Regions from separate parts of the Mus musculus genome. Here region 2 is linked to region 1. Evidence: chromatin contacts called from ENCODE Hi-C or POLR2A ChIA-PET data. All regions are on one chromosome and are shown on one strand. The core of a region is the stretch at or near the end of the contact, and the rest is flanking DNA. Distances in the headings are between cores, read along the strand shown. Region 1 overlaps Plekha5 (pleckstrin homology domain containing, family A member 5). Region 2 holds the start of Aebp2 (AE binding protein 2).

Region 1 (5,588 bases), core at 2,741-5,240:
TTAAATGTAAATTTGTGTTTCAAAGAGAATTCTTACAAAAGAGGATAAAATTCAGGTCTTGAAACAAAACACACCTATAGTCAGGGGAATTCCAGCAGCAAGGGAGGAAAGCCACACATTTCTAAACTTCCTACATGTCCATGTGTCCACATTTCCTTCTAGAATGCCTCTATTGCAGAACAAGTCCAGAGGCTCTTGGTGTGTGTGTGTTTGTGTGTGTGTCTACCAGAAGACATCTGAATGCTATCACCAGAAGCTGTCATTAGAATGTACTTGGTGGAGCCTGCAGTATGTTCAGCATTTTATAATGTGAGGAGAGTGGTCCACATCAAAGTATCTCCTAAAAGGTCCCGGTGCTGAGGAAGGGAGCCTGCCTGACCACACACAGCCCAGAGAGGTCCCCGAGTGGGAAGCATCATGTCTTCACTCTCCTGTGTCCTCTAGACACACACACCCACGAGAATGCCATACCTACACGAGAAACAACATACAAAACCCATCACTTCAAATATGAACTCTAATAAAGCATGGGATGACAGAAGGACATTGGTTTCGGTTTGAGAACATTTGTTGTGCGTGTCTGTGCACGTGGAGGTTAGAGGGCAACTGTGGGAACTGACTCTCCCCTTCCACCATTCGGTTCCTGGCTCTGAGCTCAGGTTCCTAGGCTTGGTAGCAGGGCCTTAGCCCACTGAGCTATTTCTCAGGCCTCACATTCTGGTTTCTAAAATGATACAATCCAAAAGAACTGAAGGGATAACCTCACGCTTCACGGAAAACAGTTATAAATCCTGCTATCCAGTGAGGCCCACACTGTGCAGAGCTTTAGAGTATAAAAATCAACCAAGAATAGCAGATATATAATGATTTGCTGAATCAAGTATGGGGAATGGCTATTTCTCATATTAAAAGAAAATTTTATGGGACGGTTGTCTGAGTGATAGGCAGAGTGCTTATCTAGCCTTCATGAAGTCTGAGGTCCAACCCCCACGACTCCATCTCTATTGTTTATCTTGTCCTGTTTACTTGGGTACCCTTTCAGGCCCAGTTAGCCACAGTGTCCCGGCATCATGCACACAGACTGTAAGTTCAGAGTGCACTTTTCCTTGGCATTGACTTTTCAGGTTGGCTAATGCTCCACAGCTGTTCTTCTCCACAGTCCTGTCAATCAAACAGACCGAGGTCCTACCTCACAATGGCAAAAATAACAGTAGTATCGTAAGCCTACATAGACTACACAGTCAAGCCTCAAGACTGTCCCCATAACCACAGGGAGGAAAACAAACAAACAAACAAACAAACAAACAAACAAAGAAATGAATGAGACTGCACTGCAGCATCCAGAAGGGGAAGGCTGACAGCCTGCTTTCTTCATATATTGTAAAGAAAACCCCATGCTATCTCAGATTATAAACACTACATGTTTTATACAGAAGGAAGAGGAGGAGGAAGAAGAAGAGGAGGAGGAGGAGGAGGAGGAGGAGGAGGAGGCGTCGGCTGCGGCGGCAGCGTCACTAGTTTCTCCCTTTGGAAAGTTTTGGGAAGTCCATGAAGACGATTTAATCTGAGCATAAGATTTGTTGAGATTTTCTGCATAGTCTCAAAAATGTTGTAATATTTTGGCCAATAACTACAATTTTGGCTATTCTTAGCACTGTAGAAACATTTGATTTTTTCCGTATTTAGAAAAAAAATTCATGATGTACTCATCTGTTTCCTGTGGCTGTAACAAACTTCCTGAGATTGTGAATTAATAAGAGAAAAATATTCTTTTTTTTTTTTTTTTAGTTTTGCGAGAAAAATATTCTTGCTCATAATTCTCAAGATTCAGTTAACCAATTGGTTCTAATACTCAGAGCCTTCTGGGCAGGACATAGTGGGGAGAACAGTGCTGCCCAAGCTCTACTCCCCTGGCTGCCAGGGTCCCATGGGGTCCTTTTGTGTGAGCATGTTCTCAATGACAATCACCGTTTGAGAGGCCCGCCCTGTCTCTCATTCTGGGGACCAAGTCTTTAACACGTGGGCCCCTGAGGGACATTCAGCATATACACTAGAGCATGTGGTTAACTTCAGTGACTAATATAGAGCAAATTCATTTTTCCATTTATGTTGCCATCACAGCTAATGTAGTCTTCGGGAGTGATAGACGACCCCTAAGCAAAGTGAGCTTATTAGGCAGGGGTTTATGTAACTGGCAACAAAGTTGGAAATATACTCACTATGGAAAAAGTAAAAAAAGAGAAAAGTATGTTTTTAGAAAACTGTCCAAAAGATTTTATTTCTGTTATTAAGTTGCGATGTGAGCCCACATGACCTGAGTCCTCTCAAGGCAAAGAGAGGGATCTTATTCAGAGTAAGGAAACAGATTGCACAGTGAGGTTTGGCCCGAGTGACAAAGCCATGTGCCTTGGACTTTTACAAGGGCCTGATCCACAAGTTACCACATTCCTGAGAGCAGAAGGCAGGGGGCTTGTGAACCACGGAAGCTGCTGTGCTTCGCGGGAAGGTAAGATACCCGCAGCCAGCAGCTCAAAGGTGTGCTTGCAACTCATCTTGTGCACACATGTACTCAACCAAAAGAGTACCAGAGCTCGTGTGTTTTTCCATTTCAGTTTACAGCTCACGGCTGCAACACAAGACAGCACAAGGCTTGATGTGATGCTGGGGAGAGTTTTGTCCATAGAAGTCATTCGGTAACTACCATCATTGACAATCAAATCTAATTAGCTTTTAAAAAACATGCCTGTTAGTTATTAAATTGATGACTTTTATACTGACTTAAAATAATGTTTCTATTATTACTAAATGGAAAATTCACTAATGCTTTATATAGTAAGCTATTTATTTTCATTTTAATAAACAGAAGGAAAATATTATTTTGAAATCTGACTGCCATAATGACTGTTTTAACAACTTATTTACAAACTAAAAATACGCTAGCATAGGAAACTGGGCCTACAATTAAACTCAATATTTTAGGAACAAAAAAGAAGAAAACCCGAAGTACCCAGATTCTCTTGAGAGAAAGCCAATTCTTAGGCCTTGGTTATGTGGAAAACCACCACAGGGTTAGCAATTCAAAGATGTAATTGTTTAAGAACATGAGAAGTATACATTTCCTGTCCCCACATTCAGTTCTAAGTGCCACTTGCAACTCAGTCCTAAGCACTTCCAGACGTGCTGCTTAACCTCGGGGACCAGTGACCTGCCATGCAGTCTCCGGAGGCACGACTTAACCCCTTCGCACCCTTCTCTCCACACTGAGAAAACAATGTCTGGGAGACATTGCATGTGAAGACTTTATTTTGCTCCTCACACGGCAAGATGCACAGACATCACTAGTGCCGACTCTCACAGCGACAGAAGGGGCCATGGAACCCAGCTGCTTTGCTGCACTAGGGACCGGGGCCTGCACTCTGAGGTGGGCTGATCAGTTACACTGCATCACCAGAACAGGGAGAAGAGGCCCTCCCCAGGCCAGGCTGCCTTCCAGCAGGCTGCTATGCTCCTTCCACAGTCTCCTTCCCTGACTTACCAGCCAGTGACATTTTTGGCTCTGCCCTCACCATCTGGTGCAATGGCACCCAGAGCACACAGCACAATTTGCTCAGAAGTCATTCTCTTAAGAACTGCAGTGACAGGGAGTGCTGGCCAGGGCACATGCGGCCTGACTGGGGCTCCTCTGCTCTCTGCCTCAGCAACACCACTTCCACACAAAGTCATCATGAAACCTCGAATTCCAATTCCATTTACACCCAATGCCTTTCTATCTTCCATGCCCTGAAGCTCCGTGATCTTCCCCCTTAGTCAGCTGCTCCAATAAAAATGAACACCGCAGCAGATTTAGAAACACCATGTCACATTCCCTTATCACAGGTACCACCGAGTACAAATGCCACCACCAACCCCAAGGCATGCATCACAGCGACAGGAGCTGAAAATCTGGCTCTGCCTAAGCACGACGGGGGCCTAACGCTGGGTGGGAAATCTCAAGCGTACTGCAGCCAGCCAAGAGGAGGCTGAACACTCCTTTCCGACCAGAGCTACAACACTGCAGAGTCGAAGGGCGCACACGCCAGAGACTGTATAAACTGCCCTGTGAAAACCCTTTTAAAAATAAAAATAGCATGTACTTTACATATACCTATAAAAATAAACTCTTAGGATAGATTCTAAATAATTCTGAAGTAACTCAAGAATAAATCAATTAGCACCAAGCTAGTTAAAGACAAAATGTTCCTGTCACATCCTCCCAGGTGTCACGACAGGGCTACACCTCAGACCACTTGGTAAATTAAGGGCACAAGAGACTAAAATGATTTTAACATGTCTTTTTGCCTGCAGGCAACTTGGGTGAATCTGACTTAGGATGTTTATCTTAATAAAAAGAATAGCTAGCATTGTATGGTTAAGACAGAAATATTAATTTAAGATGGTCGTAAAAATTCAAACTAATTTTAGGCCAAGTATAAAAGTACTAAGCCATGTTATTTTTGTAGTGGCTAGAGATCACGCTATGAGAACAGACAGCCTGTAAGATTTCAGCTACAGCTGTACTGAGAGAGGCTGAGTAGCCTCTGAGGTTCCCTTAGGGGCAGAAAGGGAGATGGTCAAGGTCTGTACTTACACAGAACAGTCTGACAATGGAACTACATCCACTGGACATTCAGAGGAGTTTATCTACTTCTTAAATATTATTTGTAATTTATCAAATACATTTGTATACCTGTTATATGCCACATATTTATCTGATTCCCTAGACATTTTAGATAGTACCTTAATCTACCTCATTGTCTCCTATCCATTCTTCATACTATACAACTATAAAATGTACACCAAAGAAAAACAACAAAACACACAACCTCTGTCATTCTATAAGGAAAGTCTTTGGTGACATCGAGGCATATTAACGAGTGTAAGATAGTCCTTACCAAATAGTGACTGAAGTAGAGTGCTAGAAGAATTAGTTACTAAAAGCAAATACAACTGGGTACTTCCTTGCTTTAAAAGATTTCTGGCTACTGTCACCATCTTTACTTTGAAATAAAATGACATAGACAATTATAATTTAATGAACAAGGAACACTAATAATATGGCCTACGCTTAAAATTTATTGTAGAGTGCTCTAGAGTGGAAAGAGTATATGCAAAGTCACATAGCAAAATAAAAATGATTACAGGGTATATTACAGCTCTTTAAAAGATAATTCAAAAAAAGGCAACAAAACCTGTACAAAAGTATTGTCACAAAAGTCCCAGGGTAGGTGGGACTTTATAAAGCTCAACTAGAAACATGCAAGAATATTCCATTTGTCATTTAAAAGCAATAATGTAGCATTAAAAGTATATAACCTGTAATTTCATGAATTCAGACAACTCTACCACTCCCTAAAGAACGCTAATTAGCAATATTCTGTAGTAGCATAGATTAAATAGATATTTAGCGTACCAATGGGAAGGACGCTAACAGCAAGCTAGAAAGAGCCAAGTTCAGGCGCTAGTTCTTACACCTTATCTCTTTAGACATGGAACCTACTTCTGACCCACATGTAAGCTACCACAATTTGAAGTAGCCCAACAGCTCTACT
Region 2 (5,724 bases), core at 1,902-4,401, 100 kb before region 1:
GATTTGAACCTTCCCATCCCACCCCACCCTACCCGCTGCCCCTAGAACTATGAACCAAAATAAACCCTTCCTTAAAGATGAAATAAAGTGAACTATTCCAAGTTCTTCTGAGAGTACTGGAGGTGCGGACCTTGTTCACACCCAGCTGCATCTCTCCCAATGCTATTTTCTGTGAGACACTCGTTTGTTTCCATAGCTTAATGGACGTTAAAACACCCCCTCTCGTGCATCATCAACATGAGGGTGACATGGCAAACATGCATGATGATGAATAACAGTACGTGCTTCATGTGGAGTTGGAGTCAGCAGTGTCTCTGAAGGACAGCCTCGATTTTACCTGAACAAAGTGACAGCTTCCAGCAGCACACAGCAGCCCCCAAAACAGGCTGTGCCACAGGGTCTCTTAAAGATACTGGCCTCCCCAACCACATCTACAGTTTAGCACAACCTTTCTAGGTTTTCCTAAGGAGCAGTCTGATTTACACCCATTCGGTTCTTGTGGTAGATTAGATACTAGGTGGACACTGAATTTGGGAGGCTGAGGATTTATTTCTGTGAATCCCAGACCAGCCTGGGCTACAAAGTGAACCTCTGTCGTAAAGATTGTTGGAGAAAGAGCAAGTAGTTACTTATCTCAGTTTTAAAGTGTCGAAAAGAATTCCTGAGGTTTTTCCAGGCAGTCCCTATCACTGACTAGGAACGTGCTCATCTTTGCTCATCCCTTATCACTGACTAGGAATGCGCTCATCTTTGTTGGCAACCAGAATCCCTAAAGACCTCAGGGTGCTGTAACTTCAAACCAAAGCAAAGTCCAAGGATGCCGTGGTGAGGGGCGAAGGTAGGTAAGGTTGAATTCTCAAGAAAGAGCAACTGGGTTATATTAGGCCGACACCCTTCCCCCTAACCCCAAACACAACCCACGGTGAGAAATCACTATTGACTTATAAATTCTAATCTTCAAAAACTAGCAGGTGGTCAAAAGTAAATGCTAATGTACCTTAGGAACATTAAGCATGAGGTTCTTTGGATTAAAAATCAACTTCGATTATGAAATTTTACAATCAAAAATTAGAGCAGCAACCAAAACATACATTTCTTAAATGTACTATCTAGAACAGTGGCAATTACTCCAGATACCTCCCCATACATGACTGCAAAAAAAAAGTCACCACGGGGGATGTGACTCCCACATCTTAGTACCACTGTATATATAATGGTGCTTTTGTAAGCCACAGTCTACTTTTTTAAACCTGCACGCCTGTATCTTGTGACTCCCAATTATTTCCGATTCAGCAAAGCAACTGTAAAGGACATCAATTCAAATCTACTGTTCCTTTCCACAATGCTCTTTCTGTGTTTTAAACTTGGTCCCTCAGATTTGATGACCAAAACTCAAATCCCCTGAGATGATATAACTGACAGATGTGAGGGATCTGAGAAGCAGAGATTACACATAACGGACCAGCAGTTCTTTTTAAAAGTAAAGCAAAGCCAGGGGTGGGGGTCTCCTCCCTGCACAAGTTAGTTCTGTGAGTTCCAGGAGACCAGCCATATTGGAAAACACTTGTCAATTGCAGTTCTGACAAGTGTTCCCGAACACCGATGCACGAAGCTAACCTTGTGTACCGAGGTGTACATCAAGGGCCTCTGGAGCTCGGCTGGGGCGTCTGGGCCATTTTGGGGGGGCTGTCTCCGGGACAGAGTCGTCCTTCGATCCGAAAGGAGAACCGCGCGCCGAGGAAAGGAGGGTGGGGAAAGGAGAGTTGAGGGGGGATGGTGAGGAGTTGGAAGCCGCTCAGCGGCAAGAGGGGCGCGGCGGCCGCCCGGGATTTCCAAGTTGAGATCTGGGGGGGAGGGGCTGAGAATCAGGGGGCGGGAGATCCCGGAGAGAAAGTCCCCAGGTCTGGGGTCCCAGAGTCTGGGGCAGGGGAGATTCCGGCGAAGCCGTTCCCAAGGTGGGCAGGCGGGCGGGGCAGGGAAGGAGAAGCAAGAAACGGAAAGGACTGCGGCGAGAAAGTCCCCTCGGTCCCCTCGGCGGAGCCCGGGAATCTACAGAGCAAGGGATCGCTGCTAGAAGGGTCCCCCCCGCCCCCCGCCCCGCGCTGGGCCAAAGGGTCCAGGAGATGGGAGGGGATCGGGCAAGGAAGTCAGCTCAATGGAGTCCAAGAGGAGTCCCCTAGGTCCCCTCTGTGGGGTCCGGGAGGAGTCCCCTAGACGGGATCCACGCAGAGTCCCCTCGAATCAGGAAGAAGTCCCCTGAGTCCCCCTCGTCGAGGTCCGGGAAGGGTCCCCTTGGCGGCGCACTGACCTGTCCTCCGAGTCCATGCGGCTCAGCGGCTCCCCGTCGGACGACATCTCCAGGCTGCCCCGCCGGCCCCCGGAGGTCGCGCTGCTCCCGCCTCCCCCGGTGCCGTAGCCCTCGTCGCCGCCGCTCGACACCACGCTACTGCTGCTGCTACCGCCACCGCTGCTGCCCGGGCCGCCCGGGCCGCCCCGCGGTCCCTTGGGCTCCTCCAGGCCCTCCTTCCCGTCCCCATCGCCGCTGCTGCTGCTCGCCGCGCCCGGGCTCAGCGAGCGCGTCTCGTCGCCGCTGCAGCCGCCGCTGCTGCTGCCCACCAGGCTCTCGGCGCTGCTCTCCTCCTCCGCGCCGCCGCTGCTGCTGCCCTCGTCCTCGTCGTCCTCCTCGTCCTCGTCCTCGTCCCCGCCCGCCTGGCTGGCGCTCTCGGGGCTCGGCTCCGACATGGTCTCCGCCTCGCCGCCCCCCGCGCCGCCGCCCGCTCCCCCGTTCAACAGCAGCGCGGCCACCGCCTCTGCCTCCGCCTCCTCGTCATCCTCCTCCTCCTCTTCCTCCGGCGGCTCGGCCCGGCCGCGCGCCGCGGGCCCGGGGCTGCCGGGGGACAGCGGGCTGAGGCGGGAGAGCTCCTCCAGGTCGGCCATGTCGGCGAGCGCGGCGGCCATGGCGGCGCCTGCTGCTCCTCCGCCTCCTCTCGCCGCCGCCTCCTCGCCCCCGCCACCCCCCGCTCCGCGCCCGCACGCCCCAAACTCCGCGCGGCCGCCGCAGAGCGGGAGGAGGGCCCGCGGGGCTGCGTCAGGCTGCACACGCGCTACGGAGCCCGCGCGGGGACACGCGCCGGAACGCGCGCACTCACGCGGAGGAGGCAGCGCGCCTGCGCGCCGCGGCGGCCCCGCCCCTCCAGAGTTTCTTTGGGCCTTCCCACGCCTTCCCGCTCCGGGCGGAGGCGGGACGAGCCCTCGAAACCCGAAGTCGGTGGGGATTTTCACAGCCCTGGACTTCTACAGAGAGAAGGAGAAGCATCGGCTCAGAGAGAGAGAGAGAGAGAGAGAGAGAGAGAGAGAGAGAGAGAGAGAGAGTGTGTGTGTGTGGTTTGCGGGGGAGGTGGTGTCCTGTAGAAGGAAGCCGTAAGTGGAGCAAGTGTCTGGCCGTCTGAGCGCTTGCCATACTCAAAAGACAGGTCTCAGACATGTGCAGAAAGTTCGATAAATCGGTTTTTTTTTGTTTTTTGTTTTTGAAGCGCCGAGCCGATGTCCACACCGCGGAGGCAGAGGCTTGACTCGCAAGCCAGGCTTGCTTACCTGTCCCGATGTCCCAATGACCCAAGGAGGGCAGCTCAGACGAGGCGGGCGTTGCTTTGGCTCGAGATCCTCGCAGGTTTTAAGTCCTGGAGCTTCTAATAAAATCTGGGGTGACACTTGTAGGCAGGCTGAGTTCTTGGGGTGTAGCGCTGGCCGTTGAGGGCTCTAACCGCTCTTCCAGAGGAGCCGGCGGTCGGTTTGCAGCACCCACAAGGCGGCTCACAACTGTCTAATCCCAGCAGCTCTGACCACATCTCCCGGCCTCCCTCCCAGTCTGGTGGGTGGTGCACACAGGTACCTCACCTAAAAGGCACACCTTTAACCCCAGCCCTAGGGTGGCCGAGGCAGGAGGGTCTCCGAGATTCCGAGGCCAGCCTGATCTATATAGCGAGTTCCAGGCCAAACTGAAATCCTGCCTCACAAAAAGGGAGGGTGTGAAGAAGAAAGCAGGGAAGAGGTTACTACTCCTACTAATGAAAGGCTCCTCCCTATCCCCAGGCAAGAGTCAAACCTTCCCTTTACAGCTAGGGAAGCATTGCATCTTCCTGAACTTCTCGGTAAGGGAATGCTTTGTAAATAAGCTTTTTGTAAAATAAAGACCTGGAGTTTATGAGGAAGGCTGGTGAGCAGCCCACATCACACCCTGACTCCGGGGCACATCTGATGCTCTGGAGTGGGGAAGCAGTCTCAGAGAGCATTCCCTCATTCATTCTTAGTAGATCTTCACACACAAAGAGAGAGAGAGAGAGAGATCCCCCAGGTGGAGTATTTTCATGTTTCTAGAATTCACTGCCCTAATTTAAAAAATAAACATAATAAAAGAAACAACATGTAGTATGAGGCTAGAAGGGATTGTTGCAACTTTGAGGCCAACTAGTGTGGGCCACAAGGAAACCGCCCCACAAATATCTTAGTGTACAGTTGCAGCCTTAACCTTTGGATACATACTATCACACGTAATGTTCCCCCAGTGGAAGGAAACATCCTCAAAAAAAAAAAAAAAAAAAAAAGAAAAGAAAAGAAAAAAGAAAAAGAAAAGAAAAGTTTCCTCAAGGAAAAGCAAAAATTAAAATGATAATATACAATGTAGCTACACTGGCAGGCGTTAACCTCAAACTCTAACTTTCAGAGTCATTCTTGCAGATAGATCAGGAATGTGTTGTCATCCTGGATTGTAGACTGAGGATCACCAAACTGGACTGGAATAAAGCATGACTCAGTGTATGTGGCAGCTGCTCTAAGGCACATTAGAAATTAGGACTGACCTAGCAGAGGAAATTCAAATCTTTTTATCTCCCCCCACCTTCTAAGAATATTATGCAAATATTCTAATCCTCCCCACCCTGTAAACCTTTGTTTAAATAAAGGCCCATGGCTCTATTCTAGAAACTTGGTGGCCTGGAGCCTTGACCTTTTTCTCCTTGGACCCTCTTCCTCAGTTTCCTGGGTGATGATCTTTCCAGATTGGCCAACTGAATAAAATTGTAAGGTGGGAGCCCAGCCAGTGGGGAAACACACAGCCACCACCTGAGTTAGAGTTGTGTGTGCGGTCTCAGGAGCACACCCTCTTGATCCAGAGTGGTTGCCTTGTCTGGTCCCTTCAGTTGTAATGATGCTCTCTTTCGTTGTGACCCCAACTCTCTTGCATGCCTATTTATCAGTTGTCCACTGTTTATACTTTATAAAATGTATCGGTTTAGGCACCGTCCTCAAACACACCAACTACAGTACTAATACGGTCACTGATTCTATCCCTCACACCTAACACCTTGCCCCTTTGCCTTCTTACATTTGGCTCTGCTGTTCCAGGCACCAACTCTGCCAAACAGGCAAAGCCAGGATGTCCTCGGGAGAAATGGAGATCACTGTGTTGAGCAGCGCTGTTAGTGGAAACCTGGGGTGGGCTGCTGTGCTCTGTGTCCCAGGCTTTCTGTGAAACAGCTCTTTATGAGTCCTGCTTCCTTTAGAGACCCAGACCGGTTTTCATGGGCCTAGACTTGAGACAGATTTGAGTCACAGCTACCCCACGCTGCATTTATGACTCCCCATCGCGTGACTAAGTCTTTCTTACACAGTTTCTCTCCTCCTCTCTTCACTAAAACGAGTCCTGTTCTAGGAAGCAGCCTCCAC

What was found. Hi-C counts contacts between places; a loop is a spot of excess contacts on that map. ChIA-PET counts read pairs that join two places held with the same protein, here RNA polymerase II (POLR2A).
Region 2: a loop to region 1 is called in a map of heart, with 2.9 times the contacts of the local background. The contact joins the promoter of Aebp2 here to the enhancer-like site in region 1. A Hi-C loop is called at or near these places in 1 of 37 maps with a recorded cell type or tissue (heart). POLR2A ChIA-PET finds 5 or more read pairs at or near these places in 1 of 5 experiments (Patski).

What each region holds. Positions count from the first base shown.
Region 1 is chr6:140,517,558-140,523,145 of GRCm38, reverse strand. The region is part of intron 3 of Plekha5 (pleckstrin homology domain containing, family A member 5); the gene reads right to left. Among named protein-coding and RNA genes, the nearest start is that of Plekha5, 96 kb to the right of the region's middle. Within about 2 kb of position 3,990, at least 1 of the 3 ENCODE cell types and tissues checked has a DNase peak (open chromatin) inside an H3K27ac peak, as active enhancers do; it is heart, where a contact is called at or near this core.
Region 2 is chr6:140,620,929-140,626,652 of GRCm38, reverse strand. Aebp2 (AE binding protein 2) reads right to left here and starts at 3,151. Exons shown (of 8, transcript NM_001005605.2): 1 at 2,309-3,151. The coding sequence starts at 2,958.